Regions from separate parts of the Homo sapiens genome. Here region 1 is linked to region 2. Evidence: chromatin contacts called from ENCODE Hi-C or POLR2A ChIA-PET data. All regions are on one chromosome and are shown on one strand. The core of a region is the stretch at or near the end of the contact, and the rest is flanking DNA. Distances in the headings are between cores, read along the strand shown.

Evidence for each region. Hi-C counts contacts between places; a loop is a spot of excess contacts on that map. ChIA-PET counts read pairs that join two places held with the same protein, here RNA polymerase II (POLR2A). Pooled maps may share reads with other maps.
Region 1: a loop to region 2 is called in a map of PC-9, with 2.7 times the contacts of the local background. The contact joins two enhancer-like sites. A Hi-C loop is called at or near these places in 2 of 168 maps with a recorded cell type or tissue (PC-3 and PC-9) and 1 of 50 pooled maps. POLR2A ChIA-PET finds 5 or more read pairs at or near these places in 2 of 52 experiments (WTC11 and activated B cell).

The regions. Positions count from the first base shown.
Region 1 is chr5:143,310,203-143,316,906 of GRCh38, reverse strand. It overlaps NR3C1 (nuclear receptor subfamily 3 group C member 1), which reads left to right. Exons shown (of 9, transcript NM_000176.3): 3 at 2,739-2,905; 4 at 6,694-6,704. Among named protein-coding and RNA genes, the nearest start is that of NR3C1, 90 kb to the left of the region's middle. Within about 2 kb of position 2,071, at least 5 of the 41 ENCODE cell types and tissues checked have a DNase peak (open chromatin) inside an H3K27ac peak, as active enhancers do.
Region 2 is chr5:143,178,207-143,185,219 of GRCh38, reverse strand. The region is part of intron 20 of ARHGAP26 (Rho GTPase activating protein 26); the gene reads right to left. Among named protein-coding and RNA genes, the nearest start is that of ARHGAP26-IT1, 11 kb to the left of the region's middle. RefSeq lists enhancers at 1,358-1,407, 1,728-1,887. Within about 2 kb of position 1,664, at least 8 of the 41 ENCODE cell types and tissues checked have a DNase peak (open chromatin) inside an H3K27ac peak, as active enhancers do.

The DNA.
Region 1 (6,704 bases), core at 822-3,321, 130 kb before region 2:
CATGTTTTGCATACATTGTAATATCTAAGAATTTGGGAATACGGTCCTAGGATTTAGACTTAATACTACCTTCCATTTATATAATACTTACTCATAAAATCTTCAGTGTTCCTGAAAAAGAAAAAGGAACATGTATTGAGTGCCTGCTAGAAGCAGGAACTTGTAGTAGATTTTCTATGTGTTACCTTATTTTCACAACACACACACAGGTGATATCCTTCCCAGTTTACTGATGAGGAAACTCAGGGGTCAAAGTAGTAGATACCTACCCAAGGTAACAGAAGCTGTGAAGTGGTACAGCTGGGATCTAAAATATGTCAGCTTCACCGTAGATAGGCTCCCTGATGAACCACCTGCCACGGCCCGTATGACCGCATCCAGGGGTGATGATGTCATTTTCACAGGGTTATTGAGAGCTAAAACTACGAAGTACTACAAACTATTATTTAAAATATAAATACATACTATATATGCATATGTGTGTATATATAATTAATGGGGTAAACATTACAGAATACTGTCCTAACCTTTAAACAATGCACTCGTTTTCTGTAAACTAATATACAAACAACTGTTTGGTCCCTAAAAATAGATGTCAGGTGACAGAGACTGGCTGAGCAAGAATAGGAGTATCTTCAGAATAGAAGCCAGAGGAGTTTTTGCTTCCCCAACACATTGTCGCACCATTCACTGTTCCAGGACCTTCCTACTTCTCTGGAAAACTCTGGCCCAAAGCAGCTCCTCTACATTAGTCACAAGTTTCCATTAATCAGGGGTGGCCTGTGCCGGACCTACAGCAGAGTCATTTCAGGTTATTCTGTTACAGGCTTTCGACGTGTAGTCAGTCCACTCGCCCAAATCTAGCAGGGAATGAATGCCTTGTAATACGGAAGCATCTACAAATTCTTCTTAACAGTGTTCAGAGAACAATGTGAAACCCTGGGGCCTTTTCCCAGAATTAGGGTGGTGGGAATGCTGTCCTATTGACTAAGCCTGTTAGGTAAGCAGGCAGTTGGCAAGATTCAGGAAGCTTCATTTGAAGATAGAATTTAGGGCGATCGTTTGGATTTACTGGCTTAATTACTTAAGGTAACATTTATAAAAGAAATTGTCATTCCATTATTATTACCTTTTAACTTTTATTCCTAAACGGAACATTAGCAACAAACTACATTACTTGATAAATGTAATTTCTAACCAGATTGATAACTAGAAAAAAATTTTAAGTTACTTTGCTCTGTGAATTAGTTTAAACATATTTGTAATTGAGACTTACTACTGTTATTGGCTGAAATAAATAAAAGCAAGAGATAATAAAGAATAACAGAGACAACGAACACCCAATTTAAGTTTATTTCTAAGTTCCATCTTTTTTAGAGAAAAGGCAAATTAAGAAAAGTTTAGAGAGAGGTACTAGTATATTTATGAACTTGTATAGATGATAAGCAAAACGGACTTTAATATGTAGAATTCCAGAATCAACAGGTTGCCAGCATCCATGTTTTTGAAGATTTGCTTAAGAACACAACCAAAAATGGAATGGGCAGTCTCTAATTACAAGCAGAAGGCTACAAAATCATTTTAGCTGCATAATACAGTTTTGGTTCTAAAGTCAGCACGTAAGAGGAAAATTCCTTAGGAAAATACAACATTGAAAACCATTGTGTCATGTAATATGAAATGCAATAATTAATTTTTCCTCCAGTAATAGAAAGATCACTGTTTCATTGGTTTATAAAAATATATCTTTATCATTAAATGTGGCAAAATGTTAAGACTTGGTGAATATTGGTGAAAAGTATATATCCATTGTACAATTCTTTCCAATTTTTTTTGAGATTGAAAATTTTTAAAACAACAAATTATCTTTTAAACAGCTAATAATCACTAGACCTGCACTCTTTGTGGTGAGACTATGAAAAATGTTAGAGACCTAGTAAGAGAAGCAGATTCACATTTCTGTCTTCTTCTTCAAGCCAAACAGTCATAGAGTGGAGTGGGCAGAATGGAACTCACTTTTGAAAGCCTAGTGCTTTGTCCAATCTTACTGCAAGCCAGACAGGAAGGTTATAGAAAATGTTTCTGGATCAGTCTTCTCTGAGTCATATGAAATTGTGGTTTCAGCCAAGATGACATTAGGAATTAGAGACATGGGACAAAAACTTTAAGATTGTAAAAAAATTTTGACTCTAGTAGGAAACATGGGTAGAATTGTAATGACACTTGATTGAATTTTAAAAGATGCCTGTATAAGATCTTAAAATTAGGAAAAAAATTATGGCCTAAGCAATTAAAGGCATAGGAGGCATCTTTTTGGGATGATGGAAATATCCTCTCTCCTGATTGTGATAGTAGTTACATGAATATTCATTTAACAAAAACCATAAATTATAGACTTAGAAAACAGTAAATGTTACTGTATGTGACACCTTAATAAACGTGATTATAAAAATAAATCCTAAGCATCTAAAAAAAAAAAAAAAAAGAAGAAGAAGTGAACCAGAACCACACCATTCTATTTTGGAGACACTTCAAAAGAAATGACCTCATTCTTAATTTTGTTTAAAGAAGAATATAACATGATTTGAATATATTTAGCTAGGATATTTTAGTGCCTGCTAGCACTTGAAGCCAGAGTTCACTGTGAGCATTCTGACTATGAAGTGAGAAGCTAAGAGAACTGTATTTTGATATTCCTTTGACAGTTAAATCATAACACTGTTCTTCCCCTTCTTTAGCCCCAGCATGAGACCAGATGTAAGCTCTCCTCCATCCAGCTCCTCAACAGCAACAACAGGACCACCTCCCAAACTCTGCCTGGTGTGCTCTGATGAAGCTTCAGGATGTCATTATGGAGTCTTAACTTGTGGAAGCTGTAAAGTTTTCTTCAAAAGAGCAGTGGAAGGTAGTGTGTGTTTTGAAGAGTTTATTTTTCCTCTACTTGGTTTTCATTTCTCAGGGTGGATTTTGAAATTTCCATTATATGCAAAGCCCATGAAAGGCTAAATATCAGTTAAGAGGGGAGAGGAGGGTGGCTCCTAGGTCCTCTAATGGGCAGGAAAGTATTTAAAACAACAATACAAAAAGATCTAGAATAAAATAGAAAAGTACAAGTTGATGTCTGGGAGTTTGGTCAGGGAGCATAAGGTAACACTATAAGAAAGTGCTATCATATGAAATGATGGTGTTAAGTTTGGGCATAACATAATGTTCATTGTATTAGAAACATGGGCTTTAACTTCCATAAGCTAATAGGTTTCAAAGTCACCAACTTTACTGGCCTGGCAAAAATGAGTCACAGTGAGAACTGTGACAGGAAAAAAAAAAGATATTCATTTCATTTCTTATTCATTTTTTTTTTCTATTAAGCCAGGGCACTGTGCTAAGTGGTATAAATACCAATAAGACCTGATCCTTACCCTCTGGGAAGTCACACTCCACTGAAGTGAAAGATGAGTTAACAATGACAAGGTACAGAGATTATAATATAGATGAGGGAGAGAGAAACTCGGCCTGAGGAGGTCAGGAAAGGTATTTTAGAGAAACTGATTTCACTATATAAATGTTGTATTAACACAAATCTTACTTTGTTATGGATTCAGACTGCTGACAGGGCAACAGCATTATCTCCCTAAAGAATGAGAAATTCATTCCATAGCAAATTTATTAGAAGAGAGTCTAAAATGTCCTAATACTACCAGTGACTCCTCTAGGAAAAAAATTGTCATATAATTTAGTTATTTCTAAAGCAGTTTGAAAGTAGCTTGGCCTAAAGCTCTGATTATATTAATTTTTTAAAGAAACAATTATTCATTCACTGTATGAGGATTATTATTATTTGTCTCATGTTGTGTTTGCATATCCATGAGAGTTAGATGAGTCATTTTCTTTTGTTTTACTTTTTAATACATTAGCAAATTATAAAATTACTCATATTACACCACAAAGATTACAAGGATGGCAGCTTTGGCCAGTGTAGTAGTCCCACCTATTGATTAGAGTCAAAAGTAAAGCCCAGCCCTGCTTTGTGCATTGCTCCTAATAAAGTGGATGTTACTTAACACATACGCAGAAGACAGAAGCGTCTTCGTGTCCTCACTTTACTCCTCACTTTCTTAACTGCTTAAGTATTTCCACGATATAAATGCAGTGATAATAATAATACGGACAGTCCCTGACTTAACGATTTTTCAACTTTTATGATGGTGGGAAAGTGATACGCATTCAGTATGGCTCCTCGACTTACAATGGGGTTGCCTCCAGATAAACCCATTGTGAATTGAAAATATCTTACACTTAGCACTCCATTCTTAATACCTGCTAGAATTATAGATTATCCCTCAAAATTGGCATAGTATAATATGGGTATCAGCAAGTTGTTGCACTTTATTCAGAGCTTTACACTAGGCAGGGGTGGGCTTTACTTTTGACTCTAATCAATAGGTGGGACTACTACACTAGCCAAAGCTGGCATCCTTGTGGTCTCTGTGGAGTAACGTGAGTAGCATTATAATTTACATCCCCCATAACAAATGATCCAAGAGAGTATGTGATCAATGCAGCAGAACTATTGTCTTTTATTATCTGATTTCACATGTAACATGCCATCACTTCTGCCATATTTTATTGGCCACACAGACCAATCTTGGTAAAGGACGGAAAGGGACTGCACAAGACCATGCATTCAAGGAGGCAGAGATCACTGGGGGCCATCTTGGGAGGCTGGCTACCACACCCACCATAAATAGAAAACCAGAATTATTTGCCAAAAATAGACTTTAACCACAAAAATGAATACCATATAAACAAAACAAAGTCACAAAATTTCAGCTGACTTGAAGACTCATCTTTCTATTAGTTAGAAAGGGAATTTACCAAGTAGTAGAAGACACAGGAACTCCAAAATAAGATATCTCATTGTCTTATCAGAAGGGTTGACAGGAAAATGGGCTGGGCACTGTGGCTCAAGGAAAATGGGCTGTGCACTGTGGCTCACACCTATTATCCCAGCAATTTGGGAGGCCAAGATGGGAGGATTGCTTGAGGCCTGGAGTTTGAGACCAGCCTGAGCAACATAACGAGACCCCGTCTCTACAGGAAAAAAAAAAAAAAAAAAAACGTTATCCAGGCATCGCACCTGTAGTCTCAGCTACTCAGGAAGCTAAAGCAGGAGATTCAGGCTGCAAAGAGCTATGACACACCACTGTACTCCAGCCTAGGCAACGTAGCAAGAACTTGTCTAAAAATAAATAAATAAATGAGTCAAGGAATGAATGAATGGATTGACAGGAAATGACTATTAGTTGTACGTGGCCATGTGTTATGAAATAGTGAATACTAGTTAAAACTCCTCATTTTATAGATAAGGAACAGATAGATAGACTTGTCCAACTTCATGCTAATAACCACAAAGGGCTATTTTTAACTTATGAAGGTACATTGCCTCTGATCCTATAGCTCAGAGTCTTAGCTGTGCACAAGACATACCTGGGATAAAGAAATCAAGATTGGCGTAATGTGCACATCCTGACATTTCAGTTGGATATAAACAAAACTTTGGAATTTTTCATTTTTAGCAGTGGGTGATTTTTTTTCTTTTTTTCTTCCAGTAACTGTAGGACAGTGATTTAGAGATTCCTTATAGGGTATAACTTTTTTGTATTATAACCACTTCATCAATAGATGTATCTGTTGATCGTACTTTTGATTTATAGGGGATAGAATTGGGTTAGTGCTTCCATTTTCTGTCCAAGTAAAGAAGCTAGGATATTTATAGAGTACAAAAAGAAATTGAAACAGCTGGTACAGATATTTGGCATTGGAGAGCAGCTCTGAACAAAGGTGAATTATAGTCTAGTGGTCAATTTTGTGGCCTATTCTTTACAAAGAATTGAACCTGATACAGTTAACCATCTACCCCAAACTATTATTTGTTTAAAACACAATCTATTGGCTGGGCGTGGTGGCTCATGCCTGTAATCCCAGCACATCGGGAGGCCGAGGCGGGTGGATCACGAGGTCCTGAGATCGAGACAATCCTAGCCAACATGGTGAAACCCTGTCTCTACTAAAAATATAAAAATTAGCCAGGCGTGGTGGCGTGCACCTGTAATCCCAGCTACTCGGGAGTCTGAGCCAGGAGAATTGCTTGAACCTGGGAGGCAGAGGTTGCAGTGAGGTCATGCCACTACACTACTACACTCCCAGCCTGGGCGACAGAGCGAGACTCCATCTCAAAAAAATAAAAATAAAAAAACATAATCTATCAAACTGTGTAAAACACAGTTTATCAAAAAAGTAGTTACCCTTGGTGGGTACTGGCTGGAATTGGGCAGAAAGGGGGCCTGTTGGGGTACTGTTCTGTTTCTTGATCTGAGAGCTGATTACATAAAGGTTCTTGGTTTGTAAAAATTTATTAAATGGTTCACTGATTTGTGTACTTTTTTTATATGTGAATACTGCAATAAGGTTTTTTATTGCACTGTTTTCAGTTTGTTGAACAGAAAAAGGGAGACTCTTTTTGTTGTTTTTGACCTCTCGACCTCATAATGGCAATGTAGGCAAGAACATTCCCTCAAGGCAATACCTGTGGGTGTCTTGGTTATATTCCACCGGAAACAAAGACAGAGGCTGTCCTTATAAAATATGTTTGAAGACCTGTGAAACTTTAATAGTGCCTTTTATTCCATATAGGACAGCACAAT
Region 2 (7,013 bases), core at 415-2,914:
TGCATTAAAATGACACCATAATTTACATACTTTTTCACTCTGTTTTCTTCAACAAAGTAGTTTTGTTATGTAATATCCCCATATTAATAAACAGTTATCAGCAATATAATTTTCAGTAGTTGCATTGTAGTTCATGGCTGTGTGAAAACTACCCAACCATCAGTATTGTTGGACATTTAAATTATTTCTCTTACTATAGTAAATAATACAGGGGTAAAAATCCACTCACTGTTGCATAGACCTCTCATTAATTCCTTCTGATAAATACTAGGGGTGCAGTGGCTGAGTCAAAATATAAGCCCATCATAAGGCTTACAACACGTATTGCCAGAAAGGTCGCACTCCTTTATAATCCCACCCCCAGTGGGGCAATTTGGCCTCACACACGTTCCTTCCCTCCTCTCCCCTTTTTCAGTCTCTTGAGTATATGGATTTTGTTGCCTCTGTCCAATGAACTCATCAAGACTTGCTAAGGCAAAAATGGGGCAGATCCAGTCTAGGTTCAAACCATCCCTCCAAAAGAAATGAAAGCTCTAAGAGGGGACTTCTCTGAACCACTGCAGTGTTTCAGAACAAGGGGGCCGATGAGAGACAGGAGGGTAGATTTGTTCTCCCTTAGCCTCTTCTCCTGAATTAAGAATTACTGGCTTCCCCCAGTCCATCAGTCAGCAAGCTGAGTCTGAACACTGAATTATAGCAAGGGAATGAATGAGCTTTTATATAGTAGATACACACATGCTGCACACACACAGGCACACAGACCCCCACCCACGGCACCTCCAGCTGTGATGCTGGAGACACTCTGGCAGGTAAAATGTCCCTCCATAACCCTCAGGGAATCACCAGGGAATGCTCCTTATACATGTTTTTACGGGAGAGACAAAAGGATAAGCAATAATACATTAATTCAGGTTAGGGGGAGGCCTGAATATTTGTAATGAGTATTTCAGCTAGTCCAAAAGAGGCATTCTCTACCCCCTAATGGGCAGGAAGGGACAGCTGGCATTTCAGACTTGGCAGATCCCTCCTGAAAGATCAATGTTGTCTCTGTATTGGATAGCCTGATCTGGTCCAAGGTTTATTTGTTGAAATAGATAATGTAATATTCAGACTGTCAGCATTTGCACACATACACTGCTTTCCCTTAACCCCTTTCCCCCATGAAACTTTCAGAATCTAAATACTTTACCCCTTTATTCAAGGGTCAGAGTTTCTGAACAGGGGCAAAGGGAACTTCAAACCATTTGGTTACCATGAGGAGAGGAAAGAAGGCAGGAGCATCAATCTTTAAAAACTACAGGTTATCCAAACTTCTACTGAAACTTAAGAAAATGGAGTCCTTCCCCAAGTCCCTTCTACTATATTCTCCACCAGCATCTCTGCCTGCTTAGGAGCACGACAGAGACAGGCGCAGAGACACTGCTGAGGAGCCACAGGACTCACACTGGTAGTCAGAGACCTACATCAGACACTAAGGAGTTGGTGGAGGAAGCCATTCCCCTGGTACGCCTTCGCCCATAACCAGAGGTAGGGGTGGCGTCCGAGGAGGCCCCGGGGGAATTTCCACTGGTGAATGCAGCTGCTGCTTTCTTGGCAACTCACAGTACGTGTGGGCAGGGAAGAGCTCAAGAAATGAGTTGCCTGCAAGCTGCTCCCCGGCACAGGATGGACTGTGGGTGAGTTTTGCAACTGTTCAGGATAAGGCCAACTCCCGGTGGGTTAGCACCAAAGCTGTGAGCTTTGTGTTCTTCCAGAATAGTAGCTGAGATGAGCTAATAGTACTAAGAGTTAACATTTACTGAAGGCTTATTACCAGGCAGGTCACGGAGCACACGGCTCTCATTATCTCCTCAATCCCCACGATAAGATCAGCAGGCAGGTCCTACCATTAGCCCCATTTCACAGGTGAGGAGACCATGTATATGAATTTGGCATTCTGAGGAATCACAGAAAACCTTCCAGGACATTTTAATCTGGCCCTATGCCAACCCACCTCTTGCCCCTCAGCTCTGTAAATATTTGGCAAAGCACTGTGTTTATACATCTTTTGTGAGATTATACTGCCACCAAGAACAGCCGAAATTCCCCTACAGGCCTTATCTAGGAAAGGAAATGAGGTTTTTTTTTCTTTTTTTTTTTTTTTTTTGCCACTTTTCATTTGCATGAGGCATAAGGAGAATAACCCTAAAACCAAAGCAGCTAACCCATTGTCAACGTGTTGCATTCAGACAGTCAACAAAGCCAGACAACCACGGGGCCTGCTGGGGCACTTCCCAACTGGTAGCACCAACTTTCCAAAGGATCTATGTCACACAGGATTAGGAGGACTACAATAAAACCAATGACTGTACCCTAAAAATTAATTTTCTTGACAGGATTTATGGAGATGACTATTTACATGGGGCTTGATTTTGAGAATTGGGTGGATAACGACAGAGTGACTGTTTACTTAAGAGAACTGGCATGGCCAGGCCACCACACACATAGAGCAAGGGATTTGTCTTTATAGCCAGGAAATTTCAGGGCTATGAGTATATAAAAATCAATTGTTATGTGAATTATCTCCTAGGCCAATTAGCTAGAGTAGACAATAAATGATCTTGTGCATCTTCCATGTTAATGACAGGGTTTGGGTAAAGGAGTTCATAGCTTATCAACAAACCAAGTTTTATTGTTTTTTTAAACTAAAACGGATTCACTTAACAAATATTTAGGAAGCATCAGAGCCAGGTCTTGTCCTAAGTGCTGAGAATCCTGTGATACACAAGACAGGACAGGCCTTACTCTCATGGAGCTTAGTGTCATGAGGAGAGACAAACGAGTGAAATACCGGGCAAGAACATTTCAGAGGGAAACCTATGGAGTTTCCCAGTTCATCATCTGCAAGCCACTCTTCAGCAGATGATGAACTGTGGATGAGTTTTGCAACTGTTCAAGATAAGGCCAACTCCCAGTGGGTTAGCACCAAAGCCGAGTGCTTTGTGTTCCTCCAGAATAGTAGCTGAGATGAGTTAACAGTAGTAAGAGTAGTAAGAGTTGTCAACTCTTACTACTATTAGGGAAATAACACAGAGTGATGTGGTAGACAGTGATGGGTGTGGGGACAGAAGGGTCAGGGCAGGCTATAGCATGTAAGGATCAGGGAAGAACCTTCTGAGGCAGCAGGAGCAGGTGCTGCTAAGGCCTCACAGCGAGAATGGATGTGCTTTGTACGGGGACAAGAATAAGCACAGGAGCGTACAAGCCAGGGAGGCAGCCGTGTCAGGGGAAGTCGGAGAGGTTAGTTAAGTCAGGTAAACAATGGCTGACCATGTAGACCATGAGAAACAGTTTAGATTTTATTCTATGTGCAGCTCTAAGCCACTGGGGGGTTTTAAACAAATTCCTGAATCGGAGGCATTGCTAAACCTGTAACATAGTTAAAGAATTAAAAAACAAAAACAAAACAAAAAGTCCTTAACATCTCAAAGACACTGGCATCTCCAAAGTGCGGAGCTAAAGTTCCTCTTTTTGCAAAATGAATTGTCCAGAAATCTATTCCGGTGTAATTCATTTGTTTACTCATTCATGTCACGTATAAATAAATGTTTGTCACTCTGTTCCAGCCACTGTGCTTGGCACTGAGGAGATACAACTGGGAAGACAGGTATGGCCCACAGAGAATGAGACAAATAACCAGGTGATGACAACACACTGATAAGTGCCCCACTGGGGATGATGCTTCCCTAACACGCGAGAGTTCTCCCATCAAGTTTAGGGAGCATGGAGGAGGAAGGTGTAAGGAGGGGGAAGCAGGAAAGGCTTTCTGAAGGAAGTGATGTTTAAGAACACAGTGTTCCCCAGAGATGAGAGGAAACAGGGCAAGGTTGCAGAAGTGCAACAAGTACAGTAAGGTCAAAGTAAAGAGTGTAAACAGACGCTGCAATGGCAAGCCAGAGTAGGTCACCCAGGCCTCCCAGTTAATAAAAGGATTAAGGAGTATATAGTATCCATGGGGCCATCAAAGACTCTTATGCAGGAGAGTGCTGTGTTCAAGCTTGCATGGTAGAACAATCCCACAGGTTTCAGAGTAGAGAATGAGCCAGTAAAAAGGGTCAGGAAGGCCAGATGGCCAAGGCTTGGGCTGAGGTGGTGGCAGTGGGGATGGTGACTGGTAGGCTGCTGTGAGAACAGAATCAACAGGTCTTGATCATTGTTGAGAAGTCAGTGATGAGTAAAGGAAGCTGGCCAGGTTTCCATGCACCAGATGGAATTCATGGAAACAGGGAGACACACAGGTGTGGGTGCAGGGGAGGAAGGGGAACCATTCATGTGTAACAGTCAACTGGCTTGGCAGACATTTGGGTAGATGGGCCTAAAGAACAGGTAGGAGATCTGGGATATGGTTTTTGGCATTGATATGGTTTGGCTGCGTCCTCATCTAAATCTCATCTTGAATTGTAATTCCCACATGTCTAGGGAGAGACTGGTGGGAGGAGACTGGATCATGGGGGTGAATGCTCCGTGATAGTGAGTTCTCATGAGATCTGATGGTTTTATAAGGGACTCTTCCCTCTTCGCTCCTAACACTTCTCTAGCCTGCCGCCATATAAGACATGTCTCTTCTCGTTCTGCCATGATTGTAAGTTTCCTGAGGCCTCCCCAGCCATGCGGAACTGTAAGTCAATTAAACCTCTTTCCTTTATAAAGCACCCAGTCTCAGGTATTTCTTTATAGCAGTGACAAAATGCACCAACACAGATATGTTGCTGATAAATGGAACTACAGAAAGGGACAAGATCAACTGGAGTTAAGAAGAGAATTTAAGGTGGCTTATGCCTGTAATCCCAGCACTTTGGGAGGCTGAGGTGGGCAGATCACGAGGTCAAGAGATCGAGACCATCCTGGCCAACATGGTGAAACCCCGTCTCTACTAAAAATACAAAAATTAGCTGGGTGTGGTGGTGTGCACCTGTAGTCCCAGCCCCTTGGGAGGCTGAGGCAGGGGAATCGCTTGAACCCAGGAGGCGGAGGTTGCAGTGAGCCAAGATCGCACCACTGCACTCCAGCCTGGGCAACAGAGTGCAACTCCATCTCAAAACAAAACAAAAAAAAGAGAGAGAATTTAAAACCTGACTCTCTGAAATAAGAACTCTTAAGGGGAAAGGAGCCTTCAAAGGAGGCTCCTTTGAGACAGAGAGATGTCCAGAAAACTTCAAGAGTGTGGTGCCACCAAAGACAAAAGCAAATTGAGGGTTTTAAACCAACAGGGCTCTTGACAATGACCATTGTTGCCAGAAATCAAGTAAAACAAGGCGTGAAAGGGGTCATGAGGTTTGACAGGGAGGTCATGGTAACCTTGGTGAGAGGCAGTGTCAGTGGGTTGAGTGGGGACAAAATGCAGGCTGACATGAGGCATTCCTATATTTAGTTTTAAGAGTAGGGATGAAAAAAATTCAGCACAGGACTTTCCCCACAATAACAAATGAAGTGTGGAATTACCAAACATTGGAAATAACTCCAGATTTTTTAAATGGGAAATAAAAGGGAGCAAATTACTTCAGACAAGAAAAGGCCCAAGAAACCCTCTGGAGAGTCCTCCTTCCAGATGTCTTCTGGAGTGGCCACCCAGTGGCTTGCAGCTAAGAACTCTCCTTCTCTCCCAGGGAGCCAAGCCCCAGGTGTGGGGAAGATGCCCCAGGGCCAAAAGCCTACAGGCATAGCTCACAGTGTCTGTTCTGAGCAGCAAGGGCAATGTGCAGGAGCAGTGATCACAGCCAGCAGAGCAGAAAGTCAGTCACAAAAAGCAACGCAACCCAGGAGATCCCAGGCTGGTCCAAGAAGTTGATGCAGTCCCTGTTTTCACTTGGGCTCCCACAGCTCTCTTCGCTGCCTCTCTTGCTCGTACACCCAACAAGTATTTAGTAAGTGCTGCCTTGGTGCCAGGAAAGGTACTAGATGCTGAAGAGGAATAAGCCCTCATGCCAGCCCTTGAGGAGTGTGCAGTCCAGTGGGGGAAAGCTGGTATATTAATGTCTGATAATCATGTATTTATCATGATACATGATAAATGGCTGGGCGCGGTGGCTCACGCCTGTAATCCCAACACTTTGGGAGGCTGAGGCAGGTGGATCGCTAAGGTCAGGAGTTCAAGAGCAGCCTGGCCAACATGGTGAAACCGGGTCTCTACTAAAAATATAAAAATTAGCCAGGTGTGGTGGCAGGTGCCTGTAATCCCAGCTACTTGGGAGGCTGAAGCAGGAGAATCGCTTGAACCCGGGAGGCGGAAGTTGCAGTGAGCCCAGATTGCATCACTGCACTCCACCCTGGGTGATAGAGTGAGACTCCTTGGAAAAAAAAAAAAATCATATAGTTAAGTGGGGTGTGGTGGGCTCAGCAGCCTAGAGTCAGATGATTTCTAGGTCAACCACTTACAAGCTGGGTGACCTTGTACAAGTTAGATGACTTTCCTGAACCTCAGTTTCCCACTTGAAAAACGAAGTATGAACAGCCTCCCTCCTGGGGCAATCGTGAGGAAATGTGAAGCTCTCAGCTCAGTGTCTGGCACCAAGGGAGCCCCCATGGGCAGCAGCAGCTGTTGTTAAGTACAACGACAGAAATGAGCACCAGCTATTGTAGTAGCGCTGAATAGTGGCACCTAAGCCAGTCAAGGGGCAGGGCAGCAGGGAAGGCTCCCTGGAGGAGGACTCAGTGGATCCTAAAAGAAACAGCAGATGTTAGCAAGTGTAGGTAGGGGAAGCAAATCCCATGTGGAAGGAACTGCAGTCTCCCATCTTTCTATGTTTCTTGCAAAGTTGTCACCCTCATACAATGAACACAATGCTCCTTCTTCTGGGTACTGATTCAACAGAAAGAGCACTGAACTTTGAATCCAAAGGTCCAGGCTTGAACAGGAGCTTACAGGTTAAGACTGCCACACAGGCTGGGCACGGTGGCTCACGCCTGTAATCTCAGCACTTTGGGAGGCTGAGGTGGGCAGATCACTTGAGGTCAGGAGTTTGAGACCAGCCTGG